Linked DNA regions of Mus musculus: all the other regions are linked to region 1. A link is a loop called in an ENCODE intact Hi-C map of the cell type or tissue named here. Cell type or tissue: left cerebral cortex. All regions are shown on one strand. Links, peaks and the distances in the headings refer to the core of each region. The heading gives the core; the rest is flanking DNA.

Evidence for each region. A loop is a pair of places that touch in the nucleus more often than their neighbours do. Peaks named below come from ENCODE experiments on the same cell type or tissue, not always from the same donor. Only the 100,000 strongest peaks of a DNase experiment are listed, where the experiment ranks them.
Region 2: a loop joins it to region 1, with 7 times the contacts of the local background. A loop is called at or near these places in 9 of 42 quality-filtered maps.
Region 3: a loop joins it to region 1, with 1.9 times the contacts of the local background. A loop is called at or near these places in 3 of 42 quality-filtered maps.
Region 4: it touches region 1 in a loop (5-fold over the local background); 3 of 42 quality-filtered maps call a loop at or near these places.

The regions. Positions count from the first base shown.
Region 1 is chr3:34,326,709-34,332,076 of GRCm38, forward strand. The region is part of intron 2 of Gm38505 (predicted gene, 38505); the gene reads right to left. Among named protein-coding and RNA genes, the nearest start is that of Gm38505, 22 kb to the right of the region's middle. In left cerebral cortex, for the core only: a CTCF peak has its summit at 2,365 (motif pointing right); a DNase peak (open chromatin) is centred at 2,342.
Region 2 is chr3:34,637,076-34,642,443 of GRCm38, forward strand. It overlaps Sox2ot (SOX2 overlapping transcript (non-protein coding)), which reads left to right. Exons shown (of 5, transcript NR_015580.2): 3 at 1,283-1,564. It overlaps Mir1897 (microRNA 1897), which reads left to right and starts at 1,389; the gene lies at 1,389-1,467. In left cerebral cortex, for the core only: CTCF peaks have their summits at 2,321 (motif pointing left) and 3,847 (motif pointing left); DNase peaks (open chromatin) are centred at 1,436, 2,299, 2,603 and 3,844; H3K4me3 peaks cover 3,098 bases; H3K27ac peaks cover 3,517 bases.
Region 3 is chr3:34,444,145-34,449,512 of GRCm38, forward strand. No RefSeq gene overlaps it. Among named protein-coding and RNA genes, the nearest start is that of Gm20515, 8.0 kb to the left of the region's middle. In left cerebral cortex, for the core only: a CTCF peak has its summit at 2,652 (motif pointing right); DNase peaks (open chromatin) are centred at 838, 1,413 and 1,783; H3K27ac peaks cover 1,110 bases.
Region 4 is chr3:34,438,077-34,443,444 of GRCm38, forward strand. It overlaps Gm20515 (a long non-coding RNA gene), which reads right to left and starts at 764. Exons shown (of 3, transcript XR_003954604.1): 1 at 1-764. In left cerebral cortex, for the core only: no CTCF peak of the experiment used is centred there; DNase peaks (open chromatin) are centred at 2,648, 3,416, 3,923 and 4,154; H3K27ac peaks cover 2,381 bases.

The sequences.
Region 1 (5,368 bases), core at 492-4,491:
CTGTGAACTCCCCTCTGTCATGTCCCGTCCCCCATGGCTGCTCAAACGGGGTCCTCCTGAGCTCTCTTCCTCTCCAGCTGCATCTGTGAGTCTCCCCTGCTGATCCATCCACTTCCTCAGCTCAGGGACAGTGCGAGGGAATGATTCCAGCAGCTAAACAGCTTTTATGCAGAGAGAATATTTAAATATTCCCAGTTTGCATGATTCACTTCACCTCATGCTATGATCAGAGGTTAATGGAGACAGTTTGGGCCTTCTGTTAGGTGAGACCGGAAGACTTTCAGAAATGAAGGACACGCTCTTTTAACATCCCCCCCCCAATTGTGAATTTTCATACAGGAGAACCTTTTATTCTACAGATTCATCTTTAGAGATGGTCATCTTATATTCCAGCTTGCCTTTGACTTCAGCTTCAGCCAAGCTAAAAGCTGGTTTGACAATTATTACCTCTACTGGATAGAATTTTATAATGGGCATTATGTTCTCTGTGTTTATATCACTAAAAATATGTTGCTATGTAGATGGTATTTTATAGTTCTTAATGGCTACTTTGCTTTTTTTGGGAAGCATTAATATACATTTAAGGCATGAAATACTGCAAAATGACCTGCCAGGCAGGCTTGTCCACAGGATGACCACAATTGTACAGTCCCTAACCCATGCATAACACCAGGCAAGCGTTAATTTACATGTCTTTATATGTCTATTTATATAGATGTGTTTCAAGCATCACTCCATATAGACATCTACCTTGACTGTGTAAGTTTCCTTGTTCTTCAATGTTTCCTTAGTCCCTCTTCTCGTTCTTCATCCCTTCCTTGCTTTCTTCCCCCCTCTCTCTCCCCTTTAAAAAAATCCTTCTTTTCTCTCTTCTGTCCTTCCCATGAGGCTATTTTGAAGTACTTTATTGTGACTCATAGGCTCATGGTCTGCACATCAGTGGTCCAACTTGCTTCATGGTAGCACTCATCTTTACGTGTGTCAAAACCTACAGATTGCTGGCATCACTCGGCTTTTGTATTCTTATTTGTTTTTGCACGTCCTACAAGTTCTTACAGAACATATAAGTAGTGCGTTTTATAGTACCTTTGTTCAACCGGCAAGGCTTTAATTTTTTTCATTTGATAATTTTACATTTACAAACTACCTGTATACTACTTATTCCATGGACTCTGAGCAATCAATCATACAATCTATTCTTTGCAACACAGTAGATATTGGAAGCAGGAACTCAAACAGTATATGCTAACCAAGTGATTATTTTTGTGCTCAGTGTTTTTCTGAGAATGGGGTGGGGGCATAAGAATGCAAAGTCAAATGGCATGGTTTCTCAATTCAAAGAAGTTCAAGAAGTTTGTCTAAGAAGCAAGTAATTGGTGTGTAGAGAATGTGTGTCCTAATGTAGCAGATTAAATGGGAATATGTGTAAGGCTACATGACATCACATCAAATGGAGATGATAAACCAGCAATTCGGCAAAGAAAGCTGCTATCATGGAGAATCACAGATGAGCTTTTATCAGTTGCTTGTTTTCTTGCCTGTTATCTTGGATTGTTCACCAAAGTGACTGTGTGGCTTTGGTTTCCTTTAACATCATCGACTTTGGGGTGCCATGGTATACAGTATCATTTACGTGGTTGAGTCTGCACCGAGGAAGGGGGATTTGTAGAGCTTAAGGCAAGTGGAATAGAACATAACCAGCCATGCTTCGAGAGTCCAATCGTGAATGCACATTATCTTTGAAGTTAACCCCTTGGGCTTGCTCATCATCACTCTTACACGCTTCTTGCAGGAAGTCTTTGGAATAGCCTCATGGGAAGTTGTCTCGGAACAAAGAGAGAATAATTCATCTCTTCCTCCTGCATTGTGGGCAGCAGAAACCCTGGCCATTTTTTTTTTCATCAAGATCTCTCAGAATGGCAGCAATGAAGAATGGTCTTAGATTTGGGAAGCAGAGTTTTACTGGGTCTATCTCTGCTGGTTCAGACAGTTTGCTTTTGGACTTTTCATAATCATTCGATAGCTGCTGCAGTCAGAATTCGGCTGGTTGGTTGGTCCTAGCATTCTTCAGGAAACGCCTCACATTCCTACTTCTCCTTCCATCTTCCTTTCTCAAATGTGATTGTGTTTGCCCATGAGCCGCTTGGGGGGACAGGATTCTGTTCTGCTCATCCTTGTATTCATAAATGTCTAACACTTGGCTGGCACCCAATGGCTCACAACAAACACTTACTTGTGAATGAAGCAAACCCTTCCTGTCTTTGGGATTACCCTAAGTATCACAGGGCACCACCATGCTCTGTCTCTGCCCAGACTTACACCCTACAAGACAGCGGCTGTCGCTGGGTGTCAGGAAGTCCACCAGGGGGCACTGTCTTGTAAGAGGCTCTTCAGCAGTTTTTTTTTTTTTCAATACCAAGATAGATGCCCAAACTTCATCATCCACTCCCAGCTTCAAGTTCTTAATGGATACTGCTAATATATAATAATTATAGGAAGTTTTGATTAAAGGACAACTGTAGATGTAAGTTAAGACACATCATTCCAGATAACAAATATGAATTTGATAGTGAAAAGCAAATCCTAAATGATGACACCCAGATGGGTCAGGGGGCTCCCTTCATACTTCCTTTATGTCTATTTCCTGATGGCTGGAATGGGAAGAAACAGAGTTTTCTTTAGGTCTTAAAAGTCTCACATGTGCACTTTCAAATTAAAAGCCTTAAAATGTAACCACAGAAGTTACAGGCTGAACACCTTCTATCCCAAGTCCAAAGGGAACCATAATGGAAATTTGTTTTGAAAGTGACAATGGTATACATCCTGCTTGGTGTGTGTGTGTTTATATGTGTGTGTATGTGTGTGTGTGTGTGTGTGTGTGTGTGTGTGTATGAAGGGTGTTGCATGTTTCATGGGTCCGTGGTTGTGTGGTCTGTCCATGTCTGTTTGCAAGAGTGGAAGCCAGAACTTGGTGGATGCTGAGTGTCTTCCTTTAGCACACTTTAGTTTTTGAGGCAGAATCTCTCACTGAACCCAGAGCTGAGAAGCCAGAACCAATTGGTCTAGGCTGGCTCTCGAGACTCTCCGGACTCCTTGTTTTCTGCCCTGGGATCACAGGTGCACACTGGTGTGCCTGGCCTTTTGCGTGAGTGTTTGGAATCTGAACTCAGGCTCTCATGTTTGCATAGGATCATCACCTCACAGCCTGCGCCATCTCGACAACCCTGGTACTAGTTCTGAATGTTACAAAAGCTACCTTAGAGGACGTTCCTTTTTCCTTAATCTTTTTAGTCGCCCGTACTATCTTTGGGGGGAAGTAAATGATTCTCTGAGTTCGCCTGTCAAATGATAAGAGTTTGCAAATGTCCTCAAACTACATGTCAGTCAACAATGAGCTACACATGAAAGCAAAGCTGTCCCCATGGTCAGGGACCTTCCAAGTGCAAACCAAGTAGAGCCCACAGCAGGTTTCCTAGGATGCTGCAAAACAGGAGAGGCCAGCACAGAGGGCACATCATTGCCTAAGTTTAAAATCCTGAGCTCAGAATGATGGAAAGGTGGGTCCCAGTAGGCCCCAACTATGGTGAACAGAGTATAAATAAGGACCCTCAGAGACTCCTTGCAAGAATCCTTGTGGCAATCTGTTAGTAAACTCGATTTCACATTATGCTTAAAGATTTTCTTTTAAGTGGGCTTTTTTTTTTTTTTTTTGTGGCAGGCTTCAGAGTCATCTGTGAAGTGTTTAATTAAGCTCAGTCTGATTAAAAATGTAGCTTAAATATCTGTTGATTTTGTGGCAAGCTGTGGATGTTAATTGTCTTGATTGGTTTTATTTTCTATTCCCAGGACAACAGGGTCTTACGTGCATCACTGTGGTAAAGGAAGGAGCAAAAGCATAATTTCCATAAAGAAACATGTATTTCTCAAGTTAGCCAGATGGTAAAAGACCACATCCGTGAGACGAAGTCAGTCTGAAGGAGAAAGCCTAGGAGAGAAGCCCAAGACTTTGCCCACCACAAACTCACATCTATGAATGTGTGACCCGGCTTGGATAAGCCGTAATTTGGGCTCCAGAGCCCATCTCTCTGGCTTCTTACATAACAACCCTGGCATGTGTGTATCTGTTAACGCCACCACTTAAACATTATCTTTCACTCTCTTGAGGGCTTTAAAACTTTCAACAAGGGGAGAAACATTTTTCTTCACCTGTCTGATGTGGCAGATTATTTATGGGGCCAATGTGTTGACACAGTATAAACTGTAAAAAATGAGGCCTAATAAGGTTAATTGTCATTTGAACCTGCCTCTGTGGGCTGCAATCTGCAGGCTTTGATTGCTTCTCTGGGAGAAACTCTGCCCAGATGGTGAAGTCCTCCAGGCCCTGACCCACAAGAGGCCTGGGGAGACGGGGAACAAGGTGCTTCTCGCAGACTAATTAATTTACGACTGTAGCACCTGTTCCAGAATAGATAGGGCTGGAAGAGAGCGCAGTCCCTGGGCACGGTGGTGAGCTCGCGGGTAAATGGATTTCAGCTGATTGTATTAAGCCTGACGCTTTGATCATCGAAAGGCGTTAAAATGGAAATATGTCCCCCCCCCCACCCCCTGGCTGTTGGCTTCCGAGTGTGGTTTGTATTATTACTATAAATGTTGGCAGGAGAAAGGACTGTTTTTGATTACAGCATATCCCACTTAAAAATGCACAGTGTATTTGCCTATTTCTTTCTGCAGCCCAGAATGTGTGTTGTCATTACGTCGCACCTTTTAAACAATTCCGCTTTCTTGTTTCCATTTTATTTCAGCCAAATTACTGGCTGGAAATCAGACCCCAGCCCAGATTCCTTTTAGCTGGAACATTTTATTACGCACTCACACCTTTAATTCGATGTGTGTAATTAGGCTTTAATCAGCTGAACACTATTTGCGGGGGTCGGGGGGGGGATATCAGACACTTCTGTAAATGGGATTCTGGTGAAGTCACGCTAGCAAGCTTCGGGGGCTAGTGAGCTCCGTGAATCAATCTTGTGTAAACAAGGCTGGATAGTAAATGGATTTACAGTGCGAGGCTTTCTGCACTGTTTCACTTTATTACCCCTTTGATTCCCAAAAGGATTAGAGGTGATTTTTTTTTTCATTCCTTTAGATGCCATAAAACTGTTTCCCCTTCCAAATTAACACTATGATCTCGCAGGTCATGTGTTTGGCAAGCATGAGGAATTTTTAAGACCACATGCTCTGTGCTGCCCAGGAATGGCTATAAGGGTGCCGTGCCCTGACAGTGGCTTTCACCGAGGTTCTGAAAGGTTAGTGTATTGAAAACAAAAATACTCTTGGTCACTCAGTACACAGGCAGCCGAATGCTAATGCC
Region 2 (5,368 bases), core at 610-4,609, 310 kb after region 1:
CAGAAAGGTCCGCCCCAAACTCACCACTTCCCTGCAGTGTCTCCTGTCCCATTGTGGGGGCGCTGCTCAAGGTTCATTCGGACCCTCTTTGAGTTTTCATGTTTGGGTTTCCTAAGTGAGAGGAAGCAACTGAAAGAAAGGGAGCAGATGGCTGGAAGAGCCACCCTGAGAGTGGGGCACTGCGGCTGGAGGTGGGCCATCAGTCCGATCCCAGGACCCTTCAAAGTCACAAGTAGCTAGGAATGAATCAAAGAGAGCTAAGAGTAGGATTCACTGGGTGTTAGAGACCTTTAACTGCTTCCTCTCAGCCTAGGCTCCCAGCCTAGGATTTTTAGATTAGCAGAGAGGAAGGCCAGCTTGGAGTGGGGGGGTGGGGGGGGGGAAGTGGAGGGGAGCCATGCCTCCCCTCCTGTGCACATGGAAGAGGCACATCTCAAGATGGAAGAAGCCCTTGTTGAGATACGTGTGGCTGATTCATCTGGTAGCATGGTCCGCCAGCCTGGGAAGAGGAAAGCCACATTTCCTTAAGTTACTGGAACTGGGATTGCCTGTCTCTTCTCCCCCCAACCGTCCTTTCCCCCAGAGGCAGTTGAAACTGCGTTGCCTTCAAGACTGTAGTGAGCCTGAAGATTTGGGGTTTCATAAGGTTACTGCACTACTGATACAATTGCATGCAGATTTTTAAAGCCTTCCAGAGACAGATGTTTGGGCTGATTAAGAATTGAGGAGGAAGCTTGCAGCTGCACCAAGGAATAATGTATTGGACAAATATTTTAATAAAAAATATGAAGAGATCAGCCCGACCTTCCAAGGTCTTCTGCTTAAAAAAAAAAAAATCTTTATCAACCCCCTATTCTATGGGCTTCAATAAACAGAACCCATTACCTCACGGAATCTTTTGTTGGCCCCATACAAGAGAGAACAAAATGGTTATTCAGGGGAACGCTTTGGATTTTATTGTGAGTAGCCTGCACAAAGAACCGTGTTATTGTATTTAAAAGAACCATCTGTAGCAGAAACAATGGCATCAAATTATCTTTGAATACCCACTGAAAAACATAAAGCTTGTTTTTTTTTTTTTATTCTTCTGTACGGTGGGGGATAGAGCAGTGTTAGGATAACTGACTTTTTTGTTGTTCTCTGGGTGCATTCTTCCCGCTCCCCCTCTCTCTCCCCCTCACCCTCTCTCTCTCCTCTCTCTCTCTCCCTCTCCCTCTCTCTCTCTCTTTTAAAAAATCAGCCATTTGGGGTTTTAAGCCATAAACGATTTTTCTTGTTGCAGGGGATTGCAGAGGCAAAGCTAGACTAGGTCTTGGAGGCTGGTGTAAGGTGGTGCGCGGAAGGCAGGACGCTGATGGGAGAGACTGGTCGAAGAAAAGCCTAAATGGATTCTCCGTGCTTTGGATGGAGAAAGAGGGGGGAAGTGCGAGCTCCTTCAACTCGTTCTGTCCGGTGAGGAGTGATCCAGCTTGGGCTGACGAGAGGCTCCGGAGCCTTCACGTTCAGTGCTTTTTACCTGCCAATCAAACTGCTACAAGACAACACCCTGATCTGGCATGGTCGCGTAAGTAGCTTGCAACCCAACTTTGACATTCAAGGCTAGCTACCTCTCCCCACCCCCCAACACACTCACTCACTTTCTTCTCCTCTCATTCTGCCTCTTTGTGTGTGTGTGTGTGTGTGTGTGTGTGTGTGTGTGTGTCTGTGTGACCTTTAAGAGAGCTGGATACCCACCCTGTGTAGCAGTTATTTAACACAGGCCGATTTAAGTCAGAAGGTGTTAAGTTTGGGAATTAAATGCTAATTAAGATCTCTTTAACAAATGCAGAATTGAAGTGACATTTTATTCTCTTTGGGGCAGATAGTTTTGAGGTCTGAACGTAATCAAGGTGCTGTATGTATGTATGAAAGGGGTGTGTGTGTTTCTTTTTAAGCAAAAACTAAACGTCTGTGAGTCCCTATAGGTAAATCCAATAATGAAAATTTTCGGGTTTCCATCTTAAAACTGTTAAATTCTAGTATTGCTCTCCTACTAAGATCCTTGTGCAGACCGCAGTGACTTAGATGCTGAAGGGCTCACTTCGATCCCTGTTGGGACTGGGGGAGTGGGGGTGTGCTGTAATTGGGGTGAAAGAGAGCTTGAATTTAAAAAAGTGAGACAGGGGACATGACTAACCCTCATTCTTTATGCAACTGGAATAGAGGGAGATAGAAACGCAAGGGGGCAGGATCATCAAGAAATATTACCTGAGAGGGAATACAGAGGCTGACGAGGCTGGGATCTGGGAGGGCTGAGAAAAGCTGGCTAGGGCGCTGGGCTACTCTCTGGCGCCCTCTAATGACAAATCGGACGACATTACCTTCGCCATCCCACGCTCAGCAAAGGTTTTTTTTTTTTTTTTGTAGCTGCTGAAGCTGTGGTTTTTGTTGCGCTTGTTTGGTTGGTTGGTTGGTTGATTTGGTTTGTTTTTGCTTTGCTTTGCTTTGCTCTGCACTTAGTAGAAAAGATAGGTATTTTTCCGTCCAGAAACTTAGTACAGGTGATTTTTGGCGCGCGTATTGCCTCCAAGCTGAGGATGGCTGGCTGTTTGATTCGTGGAGCGAGGCCCTGTGGGGATGAGCAGTGTGGGGGGAGGGGGGCTTCTCAGCCTGAGAAGTGTGGTTGGGAAGGCCAGTCTGAGGATCCTGACACCCGCCCATCATCGCAATTCAAGGAGGCTCCTGAGGACCTCTGTCACCTAGGCGTGCAGTGGCCAGGGGCCTCCCTTTCCTTCTTTCTCCTCCTCTTCGTCGTCGTCGTCCTCCTCCTCCTTCTTTTCCCTCTTTTTTTTATTTAAAATTTTGGTAGATAAAGGTTAATCTTGGGCTGAATGATAAAGCTATGATTGACAAGAGAAAAGGTGTTGAGGGCAGGTCGCGCGGTCTTATTTACAGCCCACTGCTTGCTGTAGAGCCTTTGTTAGAACTGCAAAACTAATCTAGTGCTGATCAAAGCACCACGGAGTTAAAGGACGGTAATGACTGCTAATTTCATTCCAGCCTCAGGCAACCCCCGCCGCTGTAATTAAAGACACGCTATTTAAATACAGGTGAAGGGTAGTTGGTTGGTTTTCTTTTTTTTTTAAGTTGGGGTGGGTGTGGGTGGGGTTACAATTTTATTTAGACTTCTTGTACTAACGATGGTTATGTGGCCCAACACCCAGTTTTTCCTATTAGAATTCCTTTTTGTCATTTATACCTGTCTTTGAGGCGCCAACAGAGTAAAATGTGTCCATCACATAACTGCCGCGTTTAAAGAAAGTATGGAAGGAAACAGACCAGTAACTGTTTAGTGAGGGATTTAAATATTTGAGTCTCTTTTTTCCACTTCGAATTAACAGAAGGGCCTTCAACACAGCTAAAATAAAAGTATTAGAAACTTGTGGCAGGGTCAACAGGCCAGCCAGAAGAATAAGCGTCAGCTTTTAAAGTACTTCTAAAGGAACGTATGAACGTATGAAAAATATATTTTTAATTAAATAATTTCCACACACAGTGTAGCTGCGTATTGGCTCAGAAACCTTATAATTTTACAACCCATAGGAGTTTCTTTACAAGAACATCAAAGCTCTACATTTTCATAGTTGGTTAAAACTGATACCCTCTCTTCATACACACACACACACACACACACACACACACACACACCACCCAAAAAGAATTTAGCCTTTAATCTCTTTTTATCCGCAAAGACGAAAGCTCTACGCTCGACCTCGCCAGCGGCTGTCGCGGTCGGGCCGGGAGCAGCTCAGAAGAGAAGCGACTCCGCGGTCTCACGCCAGCGCCCCCTATTGGACGCAGTGGGAGATACACAGCGCCCTCCCGAACCCGCTTCAGCCCTTGCCCTGGGGTTAAAGAAAACTCTTTATTGCCCCCAGAAAAGGAAGTGGGGGTGCGGAAACAAGTTTTTATGCCCCGAAAAGATAACTATACTTCAACAAAAGCCAAAGAGATTACATTCTTTTCCATTTCATTTATTTAAAAAACGGCATTCCTCCTTACACCCCAGTTTCCCCCACCCGCATCCTGGCTTGGTTTGAGGTCTTCTTTTAAAGGCTAAGCGATGGTACTACAGGGAAATAGAAAAAAAAAAATGCTTCTTCCGCTTGTCCGCTTTTCATAAAATAACACTAAAGCGAAGAGAGTGCTTCGCTTAAGCGCCAGCTGCGGTTCAGATACAAGGTTTCCAAATATAAAGTGCTTGGGTGTCTAGTGGATGAAGTAACTCGTTTATATTTGATTATTAATTCCAGAATGTAATTAAAAGTCCTGTCTCTCCTTCAAGTATTTACCTCCCCTCCTCTTCCCTCGCCTCAAACCACTCTTGATCAAACTTTTCCTTCCTGGCAATCGGTTAAATACAGCTATTGTCTACCAAACAGGTGTCTTTTTCTACTTTGATATCAATGTAGAATTTCAGGGAAGATTGGTCTGTGATACATTTTATTGGTTAGGACTCCAAGTTGTCCTGGAAACAGTTTTGATTTGTTTTATTTAATACTTCCAAACCTGTCTGTGTAAGAAAGAGTTGTAACTTCTGTCAGCGAGGGAGGGAAAGTAGCCGCCTTGTGACTGATTCAGAAAGGCCGGCTACAAAAAGAACACAGCCTCTGACTTCCCAACAAAGCGGGAAATGTTGGTTTGTTTAGTTTAAAATTTAAAAAAAATCAACAAATGAACAAAATGGCCATTTCCTACTTCGGGGACATGTTTGCCGTTTTAACTTTTATCAGCAAGGTTAGGGCTTGCCATCAGAAACTAGCTTAACATATCCTAACAGGATAGCATTCTGCACATTTAATGCCATATCCCTGCAAATCTGCTGTTGAGGGTGTGTTTATTCCTGCTCCAGATTAGCGGATCCAAGATGGTTTTTAAAGGAGCTGCTCCGCGCGATGACGTGCCCTCTCATCTGATTCCGGGATCGGATCTCGGACGAGAGGGGATTTTTGAGAAATCTACCCGACAGTCGGTCGAAATGATGGACATTCAGGAGCCGTTGCCTCGGCACCTCCACCCTTTTTCCACGAAGAGGCTAGGCCTGGTTAGGGAAATCCCAACCTGAGACTAGCCTCGCGACCCCCCACGCGCACCGAGGAGCCTGGGGGACGCTTCTTGGGCGTCCTGGGTCCCAGCGCTGCGGTCATCTGTCTCGCGAAGCAGAAGAGTAGAGAAACCAAGAACAGGTCCTGCCTCGGAAGCGGACTGCAAAAGGGTTAGACAACCGCCATTGCGGAGTGTGGAAGAATTGTCGGCGAAGGAGTCTTCTCTCCAGCATACGGACAGAAAACCTAGGCAAAGGTCAGAGGGGACAGGCGTGCAGCCCACT
Region 3 (5,368 bases), core at 719-4,718, 120 kb after region 1:
GCTTAGATAATTGTCTACTTGCTCTGAGCTGGTTAATAGCAAAATACAAGTGAAGAGGGGGCATTTTTATAAAGTAAAACTGCAAAATAGAATTATATATCTATGTACTGTGGAGTTTCTGTTGTTCTCCCTCCTGACATTTGAATGATAATGAAGTTTGATTCTATACTACCTTTATTCAGCTCTGAACCAGGGTGGTCTCGTCATTTTGTTTTACGCGCATAACACTGCCTAAGGTCACGAGTTGTAAATCGTCACATAAAAAGACTGAAAATATATTCAGCACTTTGTAGTTTCCGAGCGCGCATTTAAGAGCTTCAGTGAAGAGTCGGACCTACATGGCAGATTTTTCTGGCCCTGAGCAGTCAGCTTGCTGATACAGACAGCGGGCGACAACACGCTTTGATATGCCCTCTGTGCAGGCGCATCCTGACCCGTTTTCTGTTATTGTAATGTTTTTCTTTGCTTTATGGAGAAACGCTCCCTACTAATTTTTTTTAAGAAATCTATTTAAAAATAATTTCCATCTGCCTCATATGATTTAATAAATGGAAAACACATTTGGATTAATGAACAGAATTCTGTGTGGGGGCATAAAAACTTCTCTCTGAGAACACTTGCTTTTTGCTTAGTATGCATTTGTCAAATTTTCTTTTTAACGTACAGTTTTAATCTTTGGCCCTTTTAAATAAAGGAGTGTATACTTTAAACAATATTTAACTAGCAACTGTTTAAATATAATGGCCATGTTACTTTATCTGTCCCTTAGAATGGGTTGTACTTGACGACCTCTGTGGCTCGGGAGTCCTCCAGTGTAAGTGTTCCCGCTCCCAGAGAAGCAAACAGAGTCTGCCTTTTGTGGTGCTCATGAGTTGCAGATTTGATTTTCTTGACAGCTTACCTCAGGAGTGATAGCTGTGTGTGTTTGCTGTTTCATTCACAATGAAAGGAAACTGGCTAAATTCACAAGGAAGACACCTCAAAGTTGGGACTGTTTAAAATAAAAACGCAAATACACACCACCATGAGAGATTTTAAACAAGCTAGGTTACCAAATCGGTAGCTAATTTTTTGCCTTTCTAAAATGTTGGATATTTAACCCTCCGAATAATTAAATATTTGTAATAAAGCAGTTAATTCAAGCAGTTTATTGCTGTAATTTGCAAAAGTGCATTGAGCTGCTTTCTTTTCAGCTCATTGACGGGGGACAAACATTTCTTTAATAAGACTACAGCACATTCTAATTTTGCTGCAAACGCTTAGATAAGGATCAGGCCCTCTCTGAGTCACTGGGCTGACCTATGACATTGAAAGGGCCCAGGCTCTTTGGCAAAAGAAGAGCTGGGATTCATTATTATGCACAGGACTTCCCGGTTCTGAAGGGCTCTGTGCTGTCTCTCAGATAGACTTTGTTTGTTGGAAATGAGAACTGCATTTTGGCAGCAGCCGACCAGAGCCAAGCTACTCAGCAGGCCCATTGGTGATGATGCAATCCCTCATTAACGCTGTTTCTCTATTAGTGGATTGTACAGGAGTTACATGCGATTGAGCATCTTCATTGAGGCGCTTAGAAAAGCTTCCTAGTATCAGGCCCTACCTCTGGGCGGCCCATCTTTATTAGCTGCAGTGATTAATGCTAGAAATAATCTTTTGCACTTTGCTTGATATAAAAATGCAATATAAGAGCCCAAAACTCTGGTGGAACTTAATCTCCCTGTCAGAGGAAGGGAGGAAACATTTACCTGGAAAACAAAGCAAAACACAACTAAACAACTGGGAAGTTTATCAGGCTGAAACGGCGCTTGGGTACTCTTGCCGCAGAAGTGAATGAACACCAGTTGCCATGCCAAATGTGATTCCTCCTGCTGCTCCTGCTGTTCCAGATGTGTGTGCTGGGTGGGGGATGCGGGGTTGGGATAGAGTCATAAGCCCAAGCTCATTTTTTTTTAATCCAAACTGTTTGTGTAAGTCAGTGATTGGAGCCTGCAATATCCCAGCATTAAGGTTTTCGTCACAGAATAGTGGCACCAAGATAAGATTGTACTTAAGATAAAATCAAACGGGTTGAGAGGCGTTGCCACCTGCTTCTCTATAAGTGGGCATGCCCTTAAATAAGTCAGGGTAGGCTAGAAGTTGTTACCCGAGTGTATCTAATGTCAGCTTCTCTTTACCACCCCTTGTGCACCAGCCTGCTGTGTTCCCAACACTACGTCTGATTCCTCCTTATTATTAGACAATAAATTTCATTTGGAGGTATAGTTCAGGAACATGAGGAGACAGTAGCGTTGCTTTCATCCGCTCAGTGTCTTAGTATGACAGAGGAGAATCCTAAGTTGATTAGATGTTCCTCACCTTTCAGGTGTGGTGTGGAAAAGGCTTTTTCTTGGCCAGGCCAGAGGCTGCTCTGGTAGACTATGCTCTCCATTCTGAGTCCTTCAGGGAGGGTCTACTTCCCTTGAAACTGCTGGCAGGTCAGAATGGATCTCTCATAGTGATGTCACTAATGACTAGAATAGCTATAGACTACAAGTACTATAGAACATATATATTTCCTATATATACATTTGTTGTTTGAGGATTTGTTTTTATTTTCTGTGTCTAAGAGCCTCCAGGTTTATATTGCACCATGTACTTATATGTATGGCCAGAAGAGGGCATCAGGTCCCCTGGAACTGAAGTTACAGATCTCTGTGAGCTGATATGTGGGTGCTCAGAACCAAACCCAGGTCCTCTGCAAGAGCAGCAAGCATTCTTAACTGCTGAGTCATCTCTCCAGTTCCTGGCATATACACTTGAACTGAATAAAACTACAGGAAGCTAAAGAAGTTGTCTGAGAATTCACAAATTATTAGTAACTTAATTTGGCCTCTAATACAAATCTTCCTTGCCAGGCTTTTATTTATAGTCTACAATAAAGAGAAGCAAGTTATATTTATTGAGCAAATTGTGTAATTAAACCAGCTCCCAAGGTGTTTTTCATTTTGGAGCTCTGAATTGACTCCAAGGAAAGTTAAACAAGAATTATCATGTTGAAGCAAAAGCTTTGTTTAAGAATAAGCAAGCATAGGTAGGGGCTGAAGAGCTGGCTTTGCAATCCACTGCACTTGTTCCCCTTCCAGAGGACCTGAGTTCGATTCCCAGCAACTACATCAAGTGTCTCCCAACCAGTTCCAGAGGATCTGATGCCTCTTAGGAATCTATACTTGTGTACATACGCGCATGTGCACACGCATACACACAGAGACAAAATTAAAAAGTAAGTATTAAAAAGATATGAGAACGTTGCTTAAAAGTTACCTGTATTAGAATCTGGGTTTGCAAACTCCTCCAAGCTGAACCAGAGATGGTCAGAGCACAGTCCAGTCAAGGCTCAGAAGATCAAACTATGACAGGTGCTTGTGATGTGGTGACCATCCCTTTGTTCATCGGAAGTGGGTAACAGGGCAGCATAGACTATGTGTACGAAACACTCAGTCTTCAAAAGGAAACCTTCACAATAGCACATGTTTGTATCCTTAAAAATCCACCAAATAAAAACTTTGAAGTCACCTGGCCAAGCTGAGACCTGCAGACATAAAAAGCCAATCCATCCCCCATGGAGAGATGCTTTTCAAACATGTTTGTCTTGATCTTCCTTTATTCTCTGTCATCTGAGGTTTGGTCTGGCAGTGCTAACAGGTGACAGTTTATATTTAAGAAGATTTCATACAACAAAAGTATCATTGCATATGAAAAATTAGCATTAGAGAATATTTAATAAGAAAATGTGAAACACTACAGTTTTCTCTCCACTTGTCACTTTGTTTGGCTTTTGTTTGGGTGTGCGTGTGCTGCTCGGGTAGGTGCACACATATTTGCAGGCGTTTAGCTTCATGAAGGTTACCTGTGGTAGTAGATGAACTCTGCAGAAGTGACTTAAGTTCAGGGTCTCGAGATGAAGATATGTGCATCGGAGCCTGGAGATCAACGCTGGGGTTCCTTGGGAGTCTTTCTCCCTTTCTTTTGTTGGGTTTTGTTGTTGCTCTTGAGACAGACTCATTGAAACCTGCAGCTTGCTGGTTTTGCTGGGCTGCTGGCCAGGGGACCAAAAGACCAACCAGTCTCTGCCTTCCCTGGGCTCAGATTACAAACACATGCCACAATACTTGGGGAGTTTGTGTTTTGTTTTGTTTTGTTTTGTTTTGTTGTTTTGTTTTGTCTTGTTTTGATAACATGGATTTAGATCAAACTCAAGTCCTCATGCCTACATTCGCCAAGTAGACATCTTTCCAAATCCCTGGTCTTGACTTTGGTTGTTTAGTTTTCCAGTGTTTGGACCTTAAGTAGCATAGTCCTCATCAAACCACTGCAACTTACTTGCAGACAAATTCTATCCTCCTTTAGTCTGTTTTCCTGCTATGACTACAATAAACTCCCACAATTTAGTATCATAAAAAACAAAACAAAACTAAGCCACAGTGGTGTATGTCTGTGGTCCTACTCCAGAAGAGACTGAGACAAGACAATCACTGGATAGCAGCTATTTGAGATCAGCCTGGGTAGCAGATCGAGACCTGTCTCAAAACTAGCAAAACCAAACCAAGAAACCATCCTAAATTATCATCCTGTATTATCTTAAAGTTCAGAATCAGAGATCTCTGCAAAGTTCTGCTGGGCCATTTTTCCTCTGGACATTCTTGGGGGATCTTCTCCTTTCATCTTCTCAGACCCCAGGTCTCCAGGCATCCTCCACTTGTGGTGTTTTCCTCTAATTTCAGAATCGGCAAGCAGCATCTTCAAGCTCTTCCCCATCCCTTAGTATGTGTCTTACTTTGCCTTCTAATGCTGTGCTGAAGACCATGGCCAAAGACGCCTTGTGGAGGAAAGGAATTGTCACTCATGATAACATGAGGGTAAATTGTGACACTGCTATGCTCTGCTCCAATCACTGAGGGAACCTAAAGCAGGAGCTGATGCGGAGGCCATGGAGGAATGTTGCCTACTGGATTGCTCTCTGTGGCTTGCTCAGCCTGCTCTCTTATAGCACCTGGGACCTCCTGTGTGTATAGGTGACACTTCCCTCTATGAGATGGGCTTTCCTATACCAATCATTAATCAAGAAAATGTCCTACAAACTTGTCTACAGGAACAGGACAGTGAGATCAGTGTCTCCTATCAGTGTCACATGGCCTTCTGTCCCAATGTGGCCATGTGAGCATCCGCTGTCCCTTTCTTGCCTCGGGGAATTTGATGAGTTTCCCACCACATGCAGTCACCTTGCCAACTTGGAATCTGAGACCATCTATCATCAAGTCCTGAATATCAGGATACACATCTCTGCACTTGCATGTTAGAGAAGGCTTGCTGTAAGGAAATTTATTGAATGTGG
Region 4 (5,368 bases), core at 882-4,881, 110 kb after region 1:
AGTGCAGAAGTTGAGCCACATAGAAACAAAGTCATTGGCTCAACACTGGCCAGTGGGATGTGATGAAGAGGGGAGTTTGGCAAGTGCACCAAGGTGCACAGAAGACAGGCCTGAGCTAAAAGAAGCTAACAAGTCTACATGTTGTTGAATTCTCACTGAAGACTAGCAAGGGCCTGACTTCTCACATAATATGACACAATTGCATCTTGTATTGTACCATGATTTTCTTATCCCTTCATCTGGGAGTAAATCTTCCTGATCTTGGCTTTTAAGAAGAGCATCGCTTTGAACATGAACACGTGGCTGTCTTCTCAACATACCAAGCTTAGTTCTAGAAGCCAGGCACAGAAAGGCAGATATCGCATGACCTAATTTATGAGTTGTATCTAAGAAAGATGAGATCACAGAAGTAGAGAATCATGTACTGGTTCAGAGGCTAGAGGACAGGGGCAGATGCAGAAAAAAATACAGTGAGCCAAGCCCACAACTTGAGTGACACAGAGGGATAAAGGTGGTCATCTTCCTCAAAATATGTTGTGTACATGTGAGGAAATATCATAATATTAATATCAGTAACATATACTGATGAAAATCTAAAGAATTATTCCTACTCAGAACATTCCTGCTAGATTAGATAAAAATAAAACCTAGTTTAGTGAGAAAGCACTTAAATCTACTTATAAAATTTGACCTAGTATACAAATTATTGTATGTCTATGATAATCCTGAAGAATAGTGATTAAAATAAAACAAAATTTCAAAACAAGAAAGAAGGAGGAGGAGAAAGAGGACTGAAGGAAAAGGAAGAGGGAGAGGAGAGGAGAGGAAGAGGAGAGGAGAGGAGAGGAGAGGAGAGGAGAGGAGAGGAGAGGAGAGAAAGAGAAAAAGAAAAAGAAAGCGAAAGAAGAGAAAGAAAGAGAAGGAGGAGAAGGAGAAAGAAGAGGAGAGGAGAGGAGAGGAGAGGAGAGGAGAGGAGAGGAGAGGAGAGGAGAGGAGAGGAGAGAAGAGAAGAGAAGAGAAGAGAAGAGAAGAGAAGAGAAGAGAAGAGAAGAGAAGAGAAGAGAAGAGAAGAGAAGAGAAGAGAAGAGAAGAGAAGAAGAGAAAAGAGAGAAGAGAAGGTGTTCCATAGTCCCAGGCAAGAAGCAGATTTCCAGAGCTGGGCACAGTCCTGACTCCATACTTTAATATAGGCTGATTCAGGCTAGCTTTGTAATTCTTCAAGGTTCTGTTCTCTTCATCCATAGCATGGAGGCTGCTATACTATGGTATTTAGGGTACAGAGTTATGAAGAGGACTACGCAACACTTATAAAGCTTGACCAACTGCCTGCCACATGGCCAGGACTAAATAAGTAAAAGTAGAAACAGCAAAGAAGTGTTGGTTTTAAGGGCACTTATTACAGGGCAGAGAGTCATTGTCCGTGAATCCAGAGTGACCTGAACACTAGGAAGAGGGTACTACCTCTGGTGGCCATCTCGCTTCTCCATCTTGGTCAGCCTCAATATTATCTACCATGAATTCCCCCTCCCCTTTCTCAAACTAGATGTCCAAAGAGATCTACAACTAAAACAACCCTAAGTCAATACAGCCTCTTGTTTCTTGTGAGGTTGTTGAACAACACGTGTCTTCAGAATAATCTGACAGGCAGATGGAGCCCTGAGGGGTTAGGTATGAAAGCTCCCTCACACCCCTCTGGGAAGAACATCTAGTGTTTGGGAGAAATTTCTGCTGTTTTTTTTTTTTTTTTTTGTATCCTCTGACTTCAGTGTTGGTAGTCTCTCTCGCTTCTCCTCTGTCACTACAATTTTATTTCAGAGCTTAACTCACTTGAGATAAGGAACATCTGACTTCTAAGGACACATATAGGGTCCATAGAGGCTTGGGCGCTGCCCTCCAGACAGCCTCAGTTCACGGTCCTTATACCCCCTCTTAGCATGGATCACTAGGATCATTTGATTACATCCTCTTTCCGTGTTATGTATCTACTGAGAACATTCCCTCAGTGCTCCCTAAGAATGCCCTTCTCTCCAGCCTCTTGACACACTACTGTCTTACCTTCTTTTGAAAACCACTTGGAATTTCACAGCTGATGCAGTTGAAGAAACAAGTAGAAGGATTTTTTCTGCTTCCCCCTCATAAAGAACAGTTTCAGGGTGGTTTTGGTTTGTTAGAAGAAGGATAAAGAGGAGGAGGAAGAGGAGGAAGAGGAAGAAGAGGAGGATGAGGTGGAAGAAGAAGAAGGAGAAGGAGAAGAAGAAAGAAGAAGAAGGAGAAGAAGAAGAAGAAGAAGAAGAAGAAGAAGAAGAAGAAGAAGAAGAAGAAGAAGAAGAAGAAGAAGAAGAAGAAGAAGAAGAAGAAGAAGAAGAAGAAGAAAAGAGGGGGAGGAGGAGGAAGAAGGAGGAAGGAGAAGAGGAAGAAGGAGAAGAAGAAGAGACAATGCTACTATATAGGTGTCCCAATAACAGATTTCCTTCCTGTGTTTCCAGCTAAACCAGCCAGTCAAAAAGATACAGTGCTGCTAAAAGTGCTGGAGAAGCTGGGGAACAGAGCTGATCTGCAGCCAATCGACCACAGGGAGTACAATCGGTGTGCTTTTCTCCCATAGAGCACAGTTTCAGCAGGAAATTATACAGGGCCTGCTTGTCGCTGCCTTGGAGCCGGCCAGGTGATGCAGGAGCACCCGTGTTGTACGACAGCAGATCTGGTGCGCCCTTTGTACCACCCAGTCCTATCGTGCCTTCGGCCCTTTGTGTGTTTTTAATGGGGATAAGTGTGAGGCGCATGGAGTGCAATCACATTGTGGTCTTAAAAGGATCTCTGATGATAGAAAATATGTCAATTTATTATTTCCCTCAGGACAGAGAAAAAAGTACAAAGGTTCAATGGACGAGGAAGATAATGCTCGTTCTCTGTATAACATTTTTCCAACAAAGGATTTTAAGGTGATTTTCCCTTTTTTTTTTTTTTTTTTTACAAAAAAAAATACTTTAGTCCTATTTTGTAGGTGGGGATACAAGAAGATTTGTAGGAACTGAAACATCCTGGCGGTGGCCCCTGCATAGAGCAGCATAAGCCTCTATGGTCCTTTCCTGGCTTTTTCTCTCCCTCTACTGGAATTTGGTTCTTCACAGCAGAGTCATGTAGTAAAAGCAAGCACTACCCTATTGTTTGAGATATTCCATGTACCAGAACCACAGTTCCATCAAATCTTCAAGCTAAAGGCTACATCTGTGATCAGAGCCATCTCCTGTCCCCACAGTTCCAGTTTTCTTGACTAGCAATTAGCCCAGTAGAGGCCGGCTGCTCCTGCATGGGGAAGATGCTGGAGAGTTGAGCCAGGAGGTGGTCACTTGTTATTTGTCACGAGGGTCATTGATAATGAATCAACAAAGCATTGACAATGGTTTTCTTGTAAACTGAACAAACCTTATAAATGGTGTGTGGTCTCCCCTCCCCCATGAATTAGCTCCTTTGTCCTGAAATGTGTGGTTAGCCCAGATACTCATTCTGCTTGGCTGGAAGAGGGGCAGAGTCTGGGGAGGCGCCCGGAATGCACAAGTCCACATTTCGCATTTTGGTTTTCTGTATGGGGAGGTGGCAGGGGGGCGGGGGGGGGTATATCTCATGCGTACCGTGGGAAGTTGGAAGGAAAAAAACATAAGCAAAAATCAGAAAACTTTCTGGACTCCTTTTCTGGACTTTTTAGGGCTTGGTTGCGACTGGTAAACAGGAAAGAAATTAAGAATGTAGGAACAGTTTCCTAAATGCTTTGTACAGCTGCTTGACAACTGTCTGTTTTCTTAAAACCCTAAATAAGAGAGCTGAGTATTTAGGAGGGTCCTACCTGCTTTGTGGACCGCCACTCTCTGCTGTTATGTAACAGTGGGCACTGGCTGGGCAGCTGAATGAAAGGGACAGTGTCTTAAAGCAAATGGGCAAACAGTCACTGCTAGCCTCTTCTTTGGCTCCTGGGGCGGTGGTGGGGTGGGGGTGGGGAGGAGGTTTCAAAATGAAGTTCTCTGTTGCCTGGAGCCTATACAACTAACCTTATCATCAAGATGCTGAGACCAAATGCCCAGAGCTAAACAGAACGGATCCTCAGAGAAGCCTTGTATGCTCCGCAAGTGCTGTTTGTCTCCATGAAAGCCAAATAGCGATGGCACCATTTCTGACACGTTGTCACCAGGTAGATGGTGTATTGGAATGTGAGTCAGATCAGAGAGATGGGTGCTGCTCGAGGACAGCAAGTAACATCCCAAGCTTGACTCTGGGTGTGCGGGTTTATTGGCAGAAATACACTGCGCTTTAACGTGTACTTTCCTTATAATTTTATTTAATGGCAATTTTTAAATCAAAGTGTTAGAATGTGTCTTTCTCCTTTAAAAAAATAATTGCTAAAATCATTGATGGCACATTAAAACAAGTCAGTGGTTAAGGTCACATAAACCCATGTAATATGTATATTCAACCCAGAATTATTTAGGGTCATCGTAGCCATGGAGTTTTCAAATAAATTATTTGAATATAAAAGTAGATTATGTCTTTCCCCTGTGGCTGGCCAAATGTCTTTTCAACAAAGGGTAAAGTAAGAAGGCTATTTTTTTGTGTAAAAGAGTGATCTTTTTAATCATGCTTGACTGCCTCTCAGGACAGTCTCCGTTTATAATGAGATATTTTGAACTCATCTGAACCAGAAAGTTTAATAAATTTATAGTACATTTTGTATTAAAATATGACCATTTATTTCAGGAGACAAGAGCTAGCGAGAACAGAGAACAAATTAGTGATTGTTAAATCTCTAGGCCGTCCTCTGGAGCTAACTAACGTCCACATTGGCCCGTATCTACAAGAGTATAAATAAGTGTTTATTTAGTTTATTCTTCCGCACTTCTTGGCAGCTCTTCCAATCTCAACTGACCGTCTATTTGAAAAGGACACTCGCTATTTGGAGCCTAGGTCAGCCCTTAGCTGGAGCGGCTGTGAAGATCCAGTAACAGAGGTTCTCATGGCCTTTTTTTCCAGACTTTCTGAGGTTGCCAGGTAGGGAGAGAGCAAAGGTGTTTCCCGTGTGGTTGTGGGTCGCCTTTGAAGTAGATTCATCCCATATGCAAATGTGTAAACATTAGCTTTCTCTTACTAATGTAGTAAAAGGAGCGGTCCTGAGACTAGAGAAGCTCCCTCACCGGTAAGGAAATGTTTCTGAGAACTGGAAGAACATTTTGACATGGTTATTAACATATGAAAACATGCTCATGGTACTCTCTAGTGTTTTAACACTCGAGACATTCAATTAGTTTTCTATTATACCGGATCTTTTCTTAACTCCTAGTTAATTTTTTTTTTTACAAGTAGAAAAAAAAATTCACAA